2 separate regions of the Homo sapiens genome follow, and region 2 is linked to region 1. Evidence: read pairs that join two places in POLR2A ChIA-PET (ENCODE). Cell type or tissue: endothelial cell of umbilical vein. All regions are shown on one strand. Links, peaks and the distances in the headings refer to the core of each region. The heading gives the core; the rest is flanking DNA. Region 1 overlaps NAA25 (N-alpha-acetyltransferase 25, NatB auxiliary subunit). Region 2 overlaps HECTD4 (HECT domain E3 ubiquitin protein ligase 4).

The links. Peaks named below come from ENCODE experiments on the same cell type or tissue, not always from the same donor. Only the 100,000 strongest peaks of a DNase experiment are listed, where the experiment ranks them.
Region 2: POLR2A ChIA-PET joins it to region 1 with 7 read pairs; 3 of 35 experiments call an interaction of 5 or more read pairs at or near these places.

Annotation. Positions count from the first base shown.
Region 1 is chr12:112,095,129-112,099,520 of GRCh38, reverse strand. The region is part of intron 1 of NAA25 (N-alpha-acetyltransferase 25, NatB auxiliary subunit); the gene reads left to right. Among named protein-coding and RNA genes, the nearest start is that of NAA25, 11 kb to the left of the region's middle. In endothelial cell of umbilical vein, for the core only: no CTCF peak of the experiment used is centred there; a DNase peak (open chromatin) is centred at 2,720.
Region 2 is chr12:112,216,563-112,220,954 of GRCh38, reverse strand. It overlaps HECTD4 (HECT domain E3 ubiquitin protein ligase 4), which reads left to right. Exons shown (of 76, transcript NM_001388303.1): 45 at 1,466-1,569; 46 at 3,760-3,921; 47 at 4,034-4,182. Among named protein-coding and RNA genes, the nearest start is that of MIR6861, 55 kb to the right of the region's middle. In endothelial cell of umbilical vein, for the core only: no CTCF peak of the experiment used is centred there; no DNase peak of the experiment used is centred there.

The sequences.
Region 1 (4,392 bases), core at 330-4,329:
GCTGCATTATAGTATTATCTGTGCTATCAGTTAATATTTTTCTCCAAGGTGACTTTTAAAATTAAATTTATTTTATAATTATATTATTGCTATGAGTGGAAAACTTGTATCACTTGCTGTAGGAAAATAAAACTGTAAAAGTAAAGTACAATGAAAACTAAACAATGTTATTAACCAGATTCTGATACTTGTGAAACTTCAGGACCTATTCCTTCCTTCTGGAAAAAAAAAAAGGCCGAGTGCGACAGCTCATGCCTATAATCCCAGCACTTTGGGAGACCGAGGCAGACGGATCACGAGGTCAAGAGATTGAGACCATCCTGGCCAACATGGTGAAACCCCGTCTCTACTAAAAGTACAAAAAAAATTAGCTGGGTGTGGTGGTGCGCACCTGTAGTCCCAGCTACTCAGGAGGCTGAGGCAGGAGAATTGCTTTAATCTAGGAGGTGGAGGTTGCAGTGAATCGAGATCATGCCACTGCACTCCAGCCTGGCGACAGAGTGAGACTCTGTCTCCAAAAAAAAAAAAAGATACTAGCAATTTTTAGAGAAATAGTAGGCTAGCACCAAACTGACACTTTCTCCTTAATGTAAAGGAAGTATTAGAAAAGAGATTAGGGCCAGGCGTGGTGGCTCACGCCTGTAATCTTAGCACAATCCCAGTTGAACCTTGGAGGCGGAGGTTGCAGTGAGCTGGGATCGCGCAACTGCACTCTAGCCTGGGCAACAGAGCGAGTCTCAAAAAAAAGAAAGAAAGAGATTGACTTTTTCACTGTGAGTATTATCTAGGGCTGTCTGCAAGGACTAAAAACATTTCATTTGGAATGGCACTCACCCGTGCTTTGGAAAATACTGCTTTAACCAATACATCTTATTGTTTCCATTGCCTGATCTGTGGATGGCTGATTTTGGCTGACTCCTGTTATTAAGGGAACAGCACCATTCCTCATGGCCAAACTACAATTCCCCTTGAGTAGCTTTTTAAAAAGACTTACTAAGAAGACAGATTTAGGATATCGTTTTTATTGGCTTGTTTTCTCCAAGGACTACTTAACTTATATTACAGATTTAGTAATGTAAAATGAAAATAAACTTTCCCAAGAGACTTAGCAGCTAATTAATCACACTCTCCTAGGTCCAGGAAATGGGAGCCTGATACCTGGCTGAATGTGGTAAAGTGTTTTAAACTCTTTCAGGTGAAGAAACAATCTCTTTGATACCAGCGCAAGTAAAGACGGTTACTGTAAATCCTTGTGGGAGCCAAGGCAAGAGTGTAGTGCCCCAGGACCTGATGGAAATGAGAAAGTTGTCAGGACCTGAAGCTTCTTTTTCAGTTGCTCATCTCTGCTTTTCTCTGTGTCTATTCATTTCTCTGCTTGGTTTTTTTTTTTTTTTTTTTTTTGAGATGGAGTCTTGCTCTGTTGCCAGGCTGGAGTGCAGTGGCACAATCTCAGCTCATTGCAACCTCCGCCTCCCGGGTTCAAGTGATTCTTAGGCCTCAGCCTCCCAAGTAGCTGGGATTACAGGCGTGCGCCACCAAGCCCAGCTAATTTTTGTACTTTTTTTGGTAGAGACGGGGTTTCACCGTGTTGGCCAGGCTGGTCTTGAACTCCTGACCTCAAGGGATCTGTCTGCCTCTGCCTCCCAAAGTGCTGGAATTACAGGCATGAGCCGCCGGGTCTGCTCGGTTCTTCATAATGTTTTTTCCTGCTTACTCATCAACTTACCCAGAACCCAACATGTTGACTTTTGTAGCCACACCAAGCTGTGGCTGGAGAAGGGAGGGTTCATTAGCCTCACCCGTAAGCTTAATTTCTCTAGATTTTCCAATAAAGGTAATTGACATTTTTCATTTTTATATAAATGCTGTGTGAATAAAGAGTCAAGAGACAACTCTTTTTTTTTTTTTTTTTTTGAGACGGAGTCTCGCTCTGTCTCCCAGGCTGGAGTGCAGTGGCGCAATCTTGGCTTACTGAAACCTCCGCCTCCAGGGTTCACGCCATTCTCCTACCTCAGCCTCCCGAGTAGCTGGGACTACAGGCGCCCGCCACCACGCCCGGCTAATTTTTTGTATTTTTAGTAGAGATGGGCTTTCACCGTGTTAGCCAGGATGGTCTCGATCTCCTGACCTCATGATCCACCCGCCTCAGCTTCCCAAAGTGCTGGGATTACAGCCGTGAGCCACCACGCCTGGCCGAGACAACTCTTTTTCTTTGCTGCACATCAATCAACTTGCATCCCCGAAAGTGCCTTCAAAATAGAAATTCTGGAGCTGCCACTGGTAAACTCAGACTTAAAATTTTTAAGATTTTCCACCTGAGGTTCCTTGTAACTTACTGACTCTGGCTTTCAGTTTTATAGTTAGAGAGTACCAGGAAGAAACCTGATTTACCCAGCTTGGATCAAATGTCCAACCTGGGGTGGGCTGCAGTTACATGGTCTAGACATGGTCATCTAGTCCTACCCCTTCAGCAGGGGCACTGGAAACCATTTCCAGACAAGAGGGCATGGGCAAGTAGGTACATTATATCAGAACCTCGTCAACTACAGAGGGGAAGGGAAAAATACCCTTATAGTCCTAACCTCTGGTCTGATCCATTTATGGGCAGACCTTCAGAGATGGGTCTCATCAAAGATGTTTACCCTTTGAGAAGGCTTCAAGATAGGTTCTATGAACCTGGAACCTTGCAGGACCACTGAGTCAGCAATGACTTAGAACTGACTCAGAATGAGATCAGCATCAAGTTATGAGGAAGAGAGGGTGTCGTTTATTGAGCTGGTTTATCTTTGTCAGATAGTTTATAAGGACAAATGATGGCCTGTCAGTTCAGCTAAGGATTTAAGAAAACTGGTATTAGATGTTTAGGTATTTAGGCCAAGATTATGTGCTTTTAGATATCTGTGATTCTCCAATGCCTCTCCAGAATATTAGGTCTTTGGCCTTCCTCTCTAAATTGTGATTTCCTACAGAGTAAGGCTTCTTATCTTTTTACCTAGCATTATTGGTGCTCATCAATATTAAGTGCATTAAGTGCATTGAACTCATGCATTCATGAGACTAAGTTTTAGTTAAGTGTTAATTGCAGAAAAATTTAGTATAGTAAAATGAAAGTTTATTTCTGTTCTGTGGGACACTCTGAGCCACCAGGGTCATAGATTATTTTAAGTTGTCTGTGCCTTTGCTGATAGGGAACTTTGATGAGCAAAGAGGAACCTGGTAGTGGTAGAGGATTGTGAACTGGCCTGTGTTCAGTCATCATTGTATATTTAGAATTGACAGCTACTGTACTGTTTTCCCATTTATAACACTTCTCATTTTTCTTCTCTAGAAATGAATCTTTGCTTTTGTTAGACTTTTTAAAAGAATTAATAGACTGTTTTTAGAGCATAAAACTGCTTTATGGTTTACAGAAAAATGAGTAGAAAGTACAGAGTTCCCAAATACTCCCTCTCCCCATCCCCATGGTTTCCCTTATTATTAACAACTTGGATTCATATACGTTTGTTACCATTGCTGAGCCAACATGATACATAATTGTTAATTAAAATCCGTAAATAGTTTAGGCTTCATTCTTTGTGTTGTGTATTCTCTGGGTTTGACAAATGTATGAAGACCTATATCCACCATTACAGTATTATATAGAATGTTTCAGTGCCCTAAAAATCCCCTGTGCTCCACCTATCCATCCCAACCTCCATCCTCTGTCAACCACTGATGATTTTACTATCTGTATAGTTTTTCACCTTTTCCAGAATGCCATGTAGGAGTTATATAGTATATAGCCTTTTCAGATTGGGTTTTTTTCCCTTAGCAATATGAATATAAGGCTTCCTCCATGTCTTTTTTTTTCTTTCTCTCTGTCTTTTGTGCTTGATAGTTCATTTCTTGTTTTTTTTTTTTTGTTTGTTTGTTTTTGTTTTTTTTTTGAGACAAGGTCTTGCTCTGCCACCCAGGCTGGAGTGCAGTAGTGCAATCATAGCTCACTGCAGCCTCTACCTCCCAAGCTCAAGCAGACCTCCCAAGTAGCTGGGACTATAGGCATGCGCCACCGTACCTGACAAATTTTTTTAATTCTTTTTTTTTTTAGACGGAGTCTCACTCTGTCACTCAGGCTGGAGTGCAGTGGCGCGATCTCAGCTCACTGCAAGCCCCACCTCCTGGGTTCACGCCATTCTCCTGCCTCAGCCTCACGAGTAGCTGGGACTACAGGCACCCGCCACCATGCCCGGCTAATTTTTTGTATTTTTAGTAGAGATGGGGTTTCACCGTGTTAGCCAGGATGGTCTCAATCTCCTGACCTCGTGATCCGCCCGCCTCGGCCTCCCAAAGTGCTGGGATTACAGGTGTGAACCACCGCGCCTGGCCAAATTTTTAAATTTTTTCTAGAGATGG
Region 2 (4,392 bases), core at 116-4,115, 120 kb before region 1:
TTTGTAGAGACGGGGTCTCACTATGTCTCCCAGGCTGGTCTCAAACTCCTGGGCTTAAGCAGTCCTCCTGCCTCAGCCTCCCGAAGTGCTGGAATTACAGGCATGCACCACCATGCAGGGCCAGGGCAGGTGCTTCTTATCTCTTGTTTATTTATTTAGAGACAGAGTCTCACTCTGTCACCCAGGCTGGAATGCAGTGGCATGATGTCAGCTCACTGCAACCTCTGCCTCCTGGGTTCAAGCGATTATCATGCCTCACCCTCCCGAGTAGCTGGGATTACAAGCATGTGCCACCATGCCTGGCTAATTTTTGTATTTTTTGTAGACATGGTGGTTTGCTGTGTTGGCCAGGCTGGTTTTGAACTTCTGGCCTCAAGTGATCCGTCTGCCTCAGCCTCCCAAAGTGCTGGGATTACAGGCATGAGCCACCGCACCTGGCTTTCTTAAGATCTAACTTAATGATGTTTTCATTAAGCCTTTCTGGATGCTCGAATGAAGTCACTGCTCATTCACCTGTGCCTCTGCTTGTACCTTATATTACATAATCACATACTGCAGCCCAGCACTGTGCTCTTTACTGTGTGTGTGTGCCTGTGTGTGGTCTGCGTGTGTGCGCATCTTATTTTCCCTCCATAGTAGGGGCTTTGGCTCATATATCTTTGTGTTCTCCAACACTTCGCAGTGTGCCTTGCTCATAGCAGGTGCTCCATAGATATTAGATTTTTAAAAATTAATTTAGGTGATAAGAATAATAGTCTTCATTTATTAGATGATGAGAATAACAACACATTTATTGAATGCCTGTGCTAGGGACTTAGCCAAGGGCTTTACTTAAGTTATTTCATCACATCTTCACAACAGCCCTGTGAGACACAGGTGCTGTTGTTACCCAGTATTGCAAGTGAGATGATAAATACTGAGTACTGGGGCCAGGTTCTGAATCCAGGAGTTGGACTGCACCAGAGGCTAAGCACTTGCCCTCATTGTTGTGATGCTGGGCTACGTTATGGAAGACAAAGATGTCTCGGGGTATTTGTTGTTTTATAAGAATTTCAGGCTGGGCGCGGTGGCTCAAGCCTGTAATCCCAGCACTTTGGGAGGCTGAGGCAGGCGGATCACCTGAGGTCAGGAGTTCGAGACCAGCCTGGCCAACATGGTGAAACCCTGTCTCTACTAAAAATACAAAAATTAACCGGGCGCGGTGGCATGTGCCTGTAATCCCAGCTACTTGGGAGGCTAAGGCAGGAGAATCTCTTGAACCCAGGAGGCAGAGGTTGCAGTAAGCCAGGACCGCGCCACTGCACTCCAGCCTGGGCAATAGAACGAAACTCTGTCTCAAAAAAAAAAAAAAATTCAATGAGCTCTATAAGTGCATTTTATTGTTTTGATGCTGCTCCAAAAGAGTCAGCACCCACTTGGGAGTTGCGGGAGTTGTTTTCACAGATTCAACATGTGCCCTCTACAGGAGAGCGACTTGCAGTTGTGGAGGTACAGTGTGAACGGCTGAGGATGCTCTACCGGGACTGTGCTCGGCCCCCACCACCTCCTTTGCAGGCTGACCGAAGACAGGTGAGCCCTCTGCGGTGCTTCGCGCCTCCTGCAGCCTCCACACACATCACTGAGTAAGGCCAGCAGCAAGTTAAGGACATTTAGAATAAGTGTTTGCAAAGCCGTTTGGAGGTGCATTCTTTTGCAGTGACATGCCCTCTTTGCGGTGCCATGCTCTCATCTTTGAATGTCAGAGCAAATTGAGCTGACATTCTGAATATTGGAAAATTATAGCAGGGGAGCGAAACTTCATAATTTATAAATAGCTTCTTTGTGCTGTCAATAACAAAAAGAAAGCTTTTTTTTTTTAAGTTTAGAGATACAGTCAGTTTCATAACAGAGAACATAAGTGAGTAATTAAAAAACAAAAGTGGGCTGGGCATGGTGGCTCACGCCTGTAATCCCAACATTTTGAGAGGCCATGCTGGGCAGATCACATGAGGCCGGAAGTTTGAGACCAGCCTGGCCAACATGTTGAAACCCATCTCTACTAAAAATACTAAAATTAGCTGGGCATGGTGGTGCACATCAGTAATCCCAGCTACTTGGGAGGCTGAGGCAGGAGAATCGCTTCAACCTGGGAGGTAGAGGTTGCAGTAAGCTGAGATTGTGCCACTGCACTCCAGCCTGGGTGACAGAGCAAGACTCTGTCCAAAAAAAAAAGAGGGGCAAAATGTTAAAAATTGGTACATCTATTAATGTTCTTAGCAGCATTATTCACAACAGCCAAAAAGTGGAAACTGCAAATATACATCAACTGATGAATAAATAAAATATGCAATAGCCATGTAATGGAATATCATTTGTTCATAAAAAGGAATGAGGTATTGATATATGCTACAACATGAATGAACTTGAAATTACAGTAAGTGAAAGAAGCCAGACACAAAAGACCACATCTTATATAAATTCCATTTATATGAAATGTCTAGTGCAGGTAAATCCATAGACATAGAAAATAGATTAGTGATTGCCAGGAGCTGTGGGGGCAAAGGAGAGTTAAGGGAAGAGAGGAACGGCGATTGACTACTAAAGGGTATGGAATTTCCTTCAGTAGGGACAAAAATGTTCTAAAATTAGATCACGATAATGGTTGCACAACTCTGTGAATATATTAAAAACCATTGACTTACCCCATAAATATATACACCTACCATGTACCCATAAATATTAAAAATCAAAACAAAACATTGACTTATACACTTCAAATGGGTGAATTGTGTGTTATATGAATTTTTTTTTTTTTTTTGAAATGGAGTCTCACTCTGTCACCCAGGCTGGAGTGCAGTGGCCTGATCTTAGCTCACTGCAACCTCCACCTCCCGGGTTCAACTGATTCTCCTACCTCAGCCTCCTGAGTAGCTGGGATTCTGCAGCCTGGATGACAGAATGAGACTGTCTCAAAAAATAAAAAAATAATAATAAATTTTTTAAAAGTTGCTTTTATCTGATAGAGAAGCTTGAGATTTTTATGATTAGAATGATTAAAAATAAAACTGAGAAAGCAAGACAACTAACCTTTAAAAAAAGAAAAAGGAAGTGTCACCATGGTTCCCCTGCTTAGCCTTGAGCTGAATATTAAGTCATGCATTTATAAATTGTACTAAAATTTGTTCAGTAACTACATGGGGGCTATAAGAGGATGGGGACCAGACCTTGGAATTGATGATAATGGAAGATAAATAGTGTCTTAAAGGGATAGTAAAAATTTTATTTGGAAAAAAGATACACTTTTTAAAAAATATATGTGCCTGGCTGGGCATGGCGGCTCACGCCTATAATCCTAGCACTTTGGAAGGCCAAGACAGACAGATAGCTTGAGCCCAGGAGTTTGAGATCAGCCTGGGCAATATAGCAAGATCTCATCTTTACAAAAAATACAAAAATTAGCTGGGTGTGGTGATGCACACCTGTAGTCCCAGCTACTGGGGAGGCTGAAGCAAGAGGACCACTTGAGCCCAGGAGCTTGAGGCTGCAGCGAGCTATGATTGCACCACTGCACTCCAGTCTGGGTGATAGGAGTGAGACTCTGTCTCTAAATAAATAAATTGTGTGTGTGTGTGTGTGTGTATGTGTGTGTGTGTGTGTATGTGTGTGTGTGTGTGTATGCCTATATTTTAATACCATCAGATAAAATTTTTTTCTTCTTTGAGAGAGTAAAGGGATTGTGTTTGCAGTTCTACTGAATATGGGTTTTTCTCCCTGATGCAGCCCAAAGAGATTACTTGGAGCCCCTCGCGAGTGTTTCCGCCTGTTCGAGCCTGCATGTTCTCATCTCACCTTACCTCAGTCACCTTCCTGGCTGACCCCAGCGCTGGGGGAGGCCTGCCCCGGGGCACTTTTATCTATGCCACTTCACCACTGCCAGTTCAGGTGAGACATCACATGACACACTGTCTTTTGCATCTTCAGATTTGAAAGAAAAAGCAGGTCTCAGGCCCAGGATTAGCCCTCTGATTGCTGCTCTCTTCTGGCATCTCTTCAGGCCCCGTCTTTTTACTGGGAAATTGAAATCGTTTCCTATGGAGACACCGATGATGACACCGGACCCATAGTTTCCTTTGGCTTCACTACAGAAGCAGAGAAGCGAGATGGGGCTTGGACTAATCCAGTGGGCACTTGTCTTTTCCATAAGTAAGTAAAAGAAGTAGCTCAGTGTGACAGAGAGCAGTAGCCTCCCACAAGGTGTGTATAGGTGTTCAGGAAGTCAAAATAGAGTTCTGTCTTCAAGTGAGTTTGGGGAAAGGAGAGCATTATTTTTCCTTTCTGGAGATTTCCAGTGCACATTAGTAAGATTCCTTCCTAGTTGACCTGTAATTTTTTAAAAATCTGTTTATTTTGCAA